Regions from separate parts of the Homo sapiens genome. Here all the other regions are linked to region 3. A link is a contact called in ENCODE Hi-C data. All regions are on one chromosome and are shown on one strand. The core of a region is the stretch at or near the end of the contact, and the rest is flanking DNA. Distances in the headings are between cores, read along the strand shown.

Evidence for each region. Hi-C counts contacts between places; a loop is a spot of excess contacts on that map. Pooled maps may share reads with other maps.
Region 1: a loop to region 3 is called in a map of CD8-positive, alpha-beta T cell, with 13 times the contacts of the local background. The contact joins the promoter of CPSF6 here to the promoter of LLPH in region 3. A Hi-C loop is called at or near these places in 2 of 168 maps with a recorded cell type or tissue (CD8-positive, alpha-beta T cell and naive thymus-derived CD4-positive, alpha-beta T cell) and 9 of 50 pooled maps.
Region 2: a loop to region 3 is called in a pooled map, with 18 times the contacts of the local background. The contact joins the promoter of CNOT2 here to the promoter of LLPH in region 3. A Hi-C loop is called at or near these places in 7 of 50 pooled maps.

What each region holds. Positions count from the first base shown.
Region 1 is chr12:69,238,299-69,240,998 of GRCh38, reverse strand. It overlaps CPSF6 (cleavage and polyadenylation specific factor 6), which reads right to left and starts at 1,430. Exons shown (of 10, transcript NM_007007.3): 1 at 1,293-1,430. The coding sequence starts at 1,352. RefSeq lists enhancers at 114-693, 694-1,274 and silencers at 738-957, 1,108-1,607.
Region 2 is chr12:70,242,099-70,244,798 of GRCh38, reverse strand. It overlaps CNOT2 (CCR4-NOT transcription complex subunit 2), which reads right to left and starts at 1,366. Exons shown (of 16, transcript NM_014515.7): 1 at 1,319-1,366. PRANCR (progenitor renewal associated non-coding RNA) reads left to right here and starts at 1,439. Exons shown (of 5, transcript NR_120460.1): 1 at 1,439-1,487; 2 at 1,906-1,975; 3 at 2,570-2,618. RefSeq lists enhancers at 637-776, 1,507-1,706, 881-2,080 and silencers at 1,077-1,336, 1,408-1,947.
Region 3 is chr12:66,129,354-66,132,053 of GRCh38, reverse strand. LLPH (LLP homolog, long-term synaptic facilitation factor) reads left to right here and starts at 1,304. Exons shown (of 3, transcript NM_032338.4): 1 at 1,304-1,349. It overlaps LLPH-DT (LLPH divergent transcript), which reads right to left and starts at 1,303. Exons shown (of 2, transcript NR_125724.1): 1 at 1,079-1,303. RefSeq lists enhancers at 1,281-1,390, 1,431-1,580.

The DNA of each region.
Region 1 (2,700 bases), core at 181-2,680, 3.1 Mb before region 3:
CATTAGCCAGTAATATTTCATTAAACTTCTCATAGGGACCTGGGAAATACAAAAAAATAAGGCTTTTAGGAACATTGCAGTTAAGCACAATTTAATTGTTTTAAATGTGTTACTACATAAAATGCAGTAGATACGAACAGCAGGTTCAAACCTTAAACGTCACTAGCAACAAACGACATCTTTTGCAAGGATGCCCATTAACAGACATCACAGCCCCGCGTTACCTCTAAGCAACGTCGTTCAGGAAAACCTTGCATTCTCACTTTCGCTCAACCTTTCAAAAGGTAACACGGGGCCCGGGGGTGGGGGTGGGGGGATTTAACACTTTGTTTTCGAAAATAGGGTCTTATCTATAACTCTTTATTTTTAAACCACATCATAAGGATTTGGGGTGAACGTTCTTTCATTTTAATCACTATGAGATCTGTGGGTGAGCTAACATCTTTTTGTTCCATCCAACCATCGCGCTTCCAATTCTTCCTTTTGGTCCCCGGCCACTCATCTTCACAGGTATTTTCATCACAAAGGCCAACAACGACTGGGCTTCAAAGCACTGCAAGCCCTGGATTAATGAGGCAGGACCAGCGCACCGACTTTTATCTGTGGCTCCAAAAGTCAAAGGACTTGTTGCAAATGAGCCCGCACCTCAGTCGCCTTCAGAAAGTGTGAGGGGAGGAGGAAGGCGCCACGCCGAAACCTGTCGCAAACCCGAGAAGGAGAGCCCCGGGGACTGGGCGCGCGGGATACAAAGGGCCGTGAACGCGGCCTTCCATGAGGCGACAGTGCGCGGGCAGGGAGACAAAATGGAGCGATGGGAGGAATCGGAGCCCGAGCGGCAGCGGCGGGGAAGGGGCGGCGGCGGCGGGCACGCGCCCCGCCAGGGCTTCCTCCTCCGACCAGCGACGGGGGAGGGGGCGCGGCGGCGGCCAGTTCTCTCCGCCGCTTACACGCGGCCCCACCGCCCGGGCCTAGCGCGGCGGGAAGCGCCAGCCGGGTGCCGCCAACAATAGGGAGCGAGGCAGCGCCGGCGAGGGAGGAGCCGGCGGCAGCTGCACAGCGGCCCGCGTCCGCGCTCCGGGCCCCGCGGCGACTCGCCGCGCCCGCGGCCCGTGAAACGACGCGGTAGAACGAGGGGCGGGGGGGCGCCACGCCAGGGGTCGGCGGCGCGGCCCAGAGGCGGCAAGGGCGCACACTCTGCAGTCGCTTCGGCTCGCGGCCGCAGCGGGCCCCGGGTCAGCTTCCCGGCCGCAGCGCCGCCCGCGTCGGCGGCGGGGACCTGGGCTCTCACGTACCTGGTTGAACTCTTCGCCGACATCCGCGTAAATGTCTATGTGGTCCACGCCGTCCGCCATCTTCCTTCAGCCTCGGCCGCCGCCGCCGCCGCCGCCTCCTGCAGGTCTGCCCGCCGCGGCAGCAGCAGCGGATCTAGCGGCGGTGGGGGGGCGCTTGCGTCACTTCCGAGGCCCGAGGGAGGGAGGCGCGGGCGACAGGGGCCGGCCGGGGGCGGGGACTCTGCAGCCCAGCCGCTCTGCTGGCTGAGGAAAGGCTGCGCCTCTGAGGGCAGAGGACGTTTCTTTTGTGTCTGGGTGAGGCCCGGGAGTGGGGGCCAATTTTTTTGTCCTACTCGCGCATCCAGCTTAGCAGTGGGTCCCACCTGTTTCCACACACCGTCTTTTCACGTGGCCTCTGGCATACTCAGACGTTTTGTTAATATTTTCATTTATCCGTTGTTCTTATCTTTCTCACATCCAGGACTTTTAAAGGTGGAAGTTATATGTCCGTGCTTAAATGCAAAGTGTAACCCCCGGGCATTCTGTGAACGGCTTAAGACCAAAAACAATGTCTTGTTTCTGCATCCTCAGAGACCAGCAGAGTTTTATTTGCATCGTAAACGCTAGATACCCGTCAGTGGTTATCTTTGCATGCTGTTTATGTTGCCATTTCCATCTCTAATCTTCGTGGGCTTCTTTCCCCCCCACCTTCCTCTCGCATTCATTGCCATTCATTTTTTCTTCCTTAGATCTACAGTAGGTTGTCTCTGGCGTAGTTCAGATGCTTCTAACATGAATGCAGTCATCTTAGAGCACACCCAAGAGAGTGGAGGTATCTTGAGGCCAGGGGGGCTTCTCTCTCAGAATCCTAGAATGTCCCAACGGGAAGGGAACTGGAAAGGTGTCCTTAGGTCTAAACATCTCATTTTACAGAAGAGAAGACTGAGGCCTAATAGAACCTAAGTGATTTAACCAGGTCACATGGTCAATAAAGGTAGGAACATTCAGCCACGATACTTTACTCAAAGATGTCTCTCCAGTTTGAAACTTTCCCCTCCATTCTTAATTTCTTTTTCACTCATTAAAAAATATACTGTAGTAGAGCGTGTTTCCTGAGAAACTGGCCAGAAATCATTCATAGAATAACCCAAACAACATCTGTAAGGTTGGGCATCTCTAATCCAAAAATTTGAAATGCTCCAAAATCTGAAACTTTTTGCGCACTGACATGATGCCACAAGTGGAAAATTCCACACCTGATCTTATTTGCCAGGTCGCAGTCAAAAATGCAATCAAAACTTTTTTTCATGCACAAAATAACTAAAAGTATTGTATGAAATAATCTTCAGGCTGTGTGTATAAGGTATATGTGAAACATAAATGAATTTCGTTTAGGCTTGGGTCCCATCTCCTGGATAATTTATGTATA
Region 2 (2,700 bases), core at 117-2,616, 4.1 Mb before region 3:
AACTGATTTTAACTGAGTACTTTTTACCATTTCGCCAAGAACTAAGGGTTCAAAGCAGTGTACTTAATTATGAGGAATTGCCCAAACGATTTTAAAAGGAGTGGGATTCTCTGACCAAGACTTTTATGAAAATGAAACAAAATATGTTGCACTCAGTCTTCCGGATGTTGAAAAGTGAAGATGTCTCCAAGGATTCGAAGGAAGTTGATGTTTAGGTTCCCTCTGAGAGGGTGGTACCCTTAATGTAAGACTTTTGTGGTAGTAATACCGTACCTACAGGCCTGGAATAAATATAAGGTCTAAAACCTTGGAAATACTTTGTATAAAAGAAAACTCCAATTCTCTTTTGCTAAGGACCACAGTTACCAAGAGTTATCAGCTTTCACCCGGACAGACAACAGTGCTTCAATGAAGAACTACAAAGGCCTCTTTTAACCCTACTCTTTTCTTCTGTTAAACTTTTAAGCGAGACCTACGACAGCAAAAGGTGGAGAGGCCCCTGCGGAAGTAGAAACCCAGGACTTGCAACTTCACAGACAGAAGCGTCTGTGGTTCCTCCGCCGCCCCAGGATCATCCGGACTCAGTCTACGACACTACGGAAGCTTCACCTTCCTGGTGCGGTGGCAGAGGCGGCATCGCAGTTGCATTCCTTCTCCCTCCACCATGCACAGCCTTCGGTATCCCAGGGCCTGCAGGATCCTGACACCCGTTAGCCAGTCCAGTGTCTCCCATCTGACACTTGCAAACACACTAACAGAAATACACATAACTGGCAGATGATATACGTGTATTGAGAGAAGGTAAGAAGCCACAGACAGCACCAGCTGCCGGGAAGGCGGCAGAGCCGTCTAAAGCGGGCTCGAGCTCGTCGGCCACGGCCACGGCCGCTGCCGCCTTCTCTTCTCCCCCAGGAAGCAGCGCGGCGGCAGCGGCTCCTCCGCGCTGGCGGGAGCCTAGGGGAGTGGAGTCTGGGGAAGCCCCACCACTCGCGGATGGGACCGGGCCTAGGATCTGGAGCTGCTGCTGCTGCAGCGGCCCGAGTACAGCGACGCTTTACGTCCGGTCCACCACCACCCCCATACACACCCCCTCCCTCCCTCCACCGCCGCCACCCCCCTCCCCGCCCGCTCCGCTCTCCGTCTCTCGATTGGAGCCGAGACAAAAGCAACGGGAAGCGGTGGGCCGGGACGCTACCGGCGGACCCTGGGCGCGACCGGACCGGCCCCGGGGCATTCCCCCGCCTTGCGGGGGCCCCGAATCTGCCGCCCCCGCCGCGCGCCCCGCTGCCAGACTTCCGAAAATTTACCAAAAACTCACCGCATGAATTTTCTTGTCCCGCGGATCCAAGATGGCGACGTATCCACCGCGGAGGCTGCTGGGAGCAAGACCTTTACCCTCTGACCGCCGCCGTGACCCCCGTCGCTCCGGCTTCCCTCCAGGCGGCAGCGGAAGGTGGGAGCGACGACTGCAAAACGGCAGCGATGGGGTGGGTAGGCAGGCCGCTTTCAGCGCGCTTCTAACAAGGTGGAGAGAGGCGCTTCACTTCCCTACCGCCCTTACCGCCGCTCCGTCTTGTCTCCCACCGACTCACAGGGAGGCTTGCTGCTCCTCCGCGGCCGTTACAGAGAGCGGGGCTTCTGCGGCCGCTACCGTTTCCCTGGGGCTAGGTTGCTTCGCAGAAGGCTCTGGCCCTGAGTCCGAGGGGGACTGCGGGGTCCAGGGGCGATGAATGGTGAGGTGGCTTCAGTCCGCCCTCCCCGGGGACGCTGAGCGTGTTCGTGTTCGTGTTTGTGTTTGTGTTTGTGTTGGACACCCCCGCCCCCGCACGTCCGCCTCGTCACTCCTCCCCTCCTCACTCCCGCCACCTGGAGCGAATCTGATCGTGTCCCTGTTTCCTCCCTCAGCTCCCGCAACCTCCGGAGCTTGTGCGCGTACTTCAGGGACCGGCACCACGTCACCGTCACCTCCTGAGTAGTGAGTTCCCCTCTGATGAAACCACTGGTGTGTTTACTCACCATCCCCACCATTTTTTTTTCCCCAACCTGATGGAAGGAAGTACATAATGGAGAGCAAGTTTTTAAAGCACGGTCGTGTCGTGTGAACTTGCTCTAGCCAAATTAGGTTTATAGCACTTTTTTTGGCTCTCATTACCTCCAGTCCCCACATAAACAAGAGTGACCAGCTGGGTCATCCGCAAGACCGTTTGAAATTATTGTGGCTTGGGTGGAAACTTAAAGGAGTGAAGTATCTGCTTTCCAGAAAAATCGTTGTCATTCAAAGTGAAATTAAACTTGTTTTCTTTGCAATAATTCGCCTTTATTTCCTTGTATATCTGTAAACTCTTCACTTTTTTGTAATTACTAGACAATTCGGACTTAAAAAGAGCCTCAGCATGTGTATTTTGGAATTGTGTAGCTTCATAATGTGAAAATTATTCTTTTCTATTTGAGTAAAGTACAGTTAATTTGAAGTAAATAAAATTTCTATTTCCATTGGTTGTTTCTTTTAAAAAGTCACCTTTTACTTACAAAAGAATCACTGTAATCCAGTTTACATTTATCATTGAAGGTCAAAAGCAAGAAATAGGAAGAAACACAAGCATACTATAAAATAAAAGGTAACTGTCATGTTTTTGAAGGTAAGGTGTTTTGACATATCAGCAGACATTGTGTGAATTTATTTCAACTCCTAGTGGTACT
Region 3 (2,700 bases), core at 55-2,554:
AGGTAGCTAACTTCTCATTTGAAAGATGAGGTACAGTATATGGTTAACTTGTAAAACAGAAATTCACTTGCTTTATAAGAACGAAATCTCATTTAAATAAACCAGGTTTCTTAGGCATGCTTCCTTTTTTTATATCAAATGTTCTAGGTTTTTTTCAGCCTCTTTAACCTTGCTATATTCTGAATTCAGTAATTTCCATACTATGCATGGTTTCATAAAGGACACAAATTTAAAGAAAAAAGGTACCCATAGATTGCCTCAGAACCCCTTTTTCTGGCAACCAGCAGGAGTTTACCAGGCCATCATTAAAGACATGTTTTTTGGGTATATGTCGTAAATCTCTAGAAACATTGCTTACAAATAGTACTGTGTAGCTATACTTTTGAAACTATAATGTAAAAAGGGTACCATTTGTTGAACTCTTACAGCATCAATTAGGTTGTATTATGTTCACTTTAGGGACAAGGAAATTCAGGCCCTTATGACATTAATTACTCACCCATATCGTTCACAAGTGTTGGAAGCAAGAGTACAACACAGACCTATATGGTTCCAAAGCCTATGCCAGTAGAAATAGTTGTACAGTAAGTGTTATTCGTGAGCTAAGACAATCGTCCTAGGCTTAGCATTGTGTCTGATACGTAAGTGATCAGACAGGTAAACATTGATAGAACTGAAATCCTTTGATCATTTTACCCTTTAAATTCTTCTCTGGGGTAGGAAAAGCTTGTTTTCTGTTTTTGGTAACCGCTTTGAGTATAACTGACATGCAATAAGTTGCACATATTTAAAGTGTGCAGTTTGATACGGTTTTACATATGTGTACATCTGTGAGGCCATCACCCGAGATGAGAAAATGCACAGGCTGCAAATAAAAATGATCTCAATACGGCCTCTGGAAGAACACCTGATCTAGGCTGACTTGATCTAAGGAAATACATGAGTATCATGTAAACGCTGAGGTCAGATCTAAAGGTCGGCTCGGAGCTCCCTATCTGACAAGTAGGGTCCCCTGGCCAGGTTCACTCCATAGGTTAGTCTCGGGGCTACCCTGCCCACGTCCGGAAAGCGGACCTACCTGGGGCCTAACCTTGACCGGACACCCGTCAGCATTCTCCAAATCCGACTTCTACACCTGTATGGGACGGACCAAGTTTCTAGGTCCGCGATCACACCAATGGCGGAAGCTCGTCAGCGCCCGGGTTCCAAAATCCCGCCTCTCAAGGCTTCTTGAGACATTTTGTCTCCCGGCGTGCAATGCGTCCGCCCCGGGTGGCCTCCGCCCGGAAGACGGAAGTGCAAAGACTTCCGGTCGGCGTGAGCGTGAGGTGTGGGTGTTCGTTTCTCAGGTGAGTTCGGTTCCTCACCGGTCCAGTGACACATGGGACTTGGGGCTTGATTCCGCCACCCTTGGAGAATTTCGTTTCTTGACACTCGCTGGGCTATACTTGAGCTCCAGTCCGGAGATGCAGGCCTTGTTGAGGGCGAGGGTTCCCCTTGCTCTTTTTGGTGGGGGCCCTCCGGCTTCCGAGTGCACTGGATAAAGTGGAGCCCACCCCTGTCGTTCACTCCCGCTGAAGTTAACTTCGGCCCTCAAGGTTGTTTGCCGCCCGCTTTCCTAGCCCCTCGCAAGGGTTGAGTTATGTAGACAAGGGAGCGGAATGACTGTGATTGCCGGCGTTCAAAAAATGTTAGTGGTTCGTTCAACAAGTATGCAAAAAGTGTGCGATTCAGCAGTGAACAAGACCTTTCCCTCTACCTTCGTGGAGTCTACAGTCTGGGGAGAGGGTCGGGGGGCGTGACAGAAAACAATGGTTTCAGGTTGTAACACTTAATAAGCAGGGAAGGGAGCTTACGGAGGTCAGAGGAGTCCTTTCTGAGGTAGCGAATGAAGGAGCAAGCCTTGAGAAGAGCAGTTGCCAGGCATAGGGACAGCAAATATGAAGGCACTGACGTAGAGATAGTTTGGACTCTTTACAGACGTAGTTGGTGCCTGCGGGGATGGGGATGGAGAATGAAATGAAATAGAGTTGAAGGAGGCAGGGGACAGATCACAAATGACCTTGTAGATCTTGAATATATATGAGGGAGGAGGTCTTTAAAGAACTCGAAGAAAGGCAGTGAATGCTTTTTTAAAAGATCACACTGAGCACCTTGTGGAGGATTTAGGGCGGAACTGAGTGGAAAGAAAACAAGAGTAGGAATAGATAAGTTTACAGTCGTTAAGTTGGCTTGAGAGGATGGATAATGAAGATGAGGTGAAGTGTTTATAAAAATCATTTGTAATTTGTAAGCTGTTGCATAAATGTAAGGTGATGACGCTGTTGCATTCTGGGGAAATTAAATTTCTGTATTTTGTAAAGAAATTCAGCCGGGCGCGGTGGCTCAAGCCTGTAATCCCAGCACTTTGGGAGGCCGAGGCGGGCGGATCACAATGTCAGGAGATCGAGACTATCCTGGCTAACACGGTGAAAACCCGTCTCTACTAAAAATACAAAAAATTAGCCAGGCGTGGTGGCGGGCGCCTGTAGTCCCAGCTGCTCGGGAGGCTGAGGCAGGAGAATGGCGTGAACCTGAGAGGTGGAGGTTGCAGTGAGCTGAGATCGCGCCACTGCACTCCAGCCTGGGACACAGAACAAGACTCTGTCTCAAAAAAAAAAAAAGAAAAAAGACATGCAAGGTGCTTTCAGAATTGGTTTG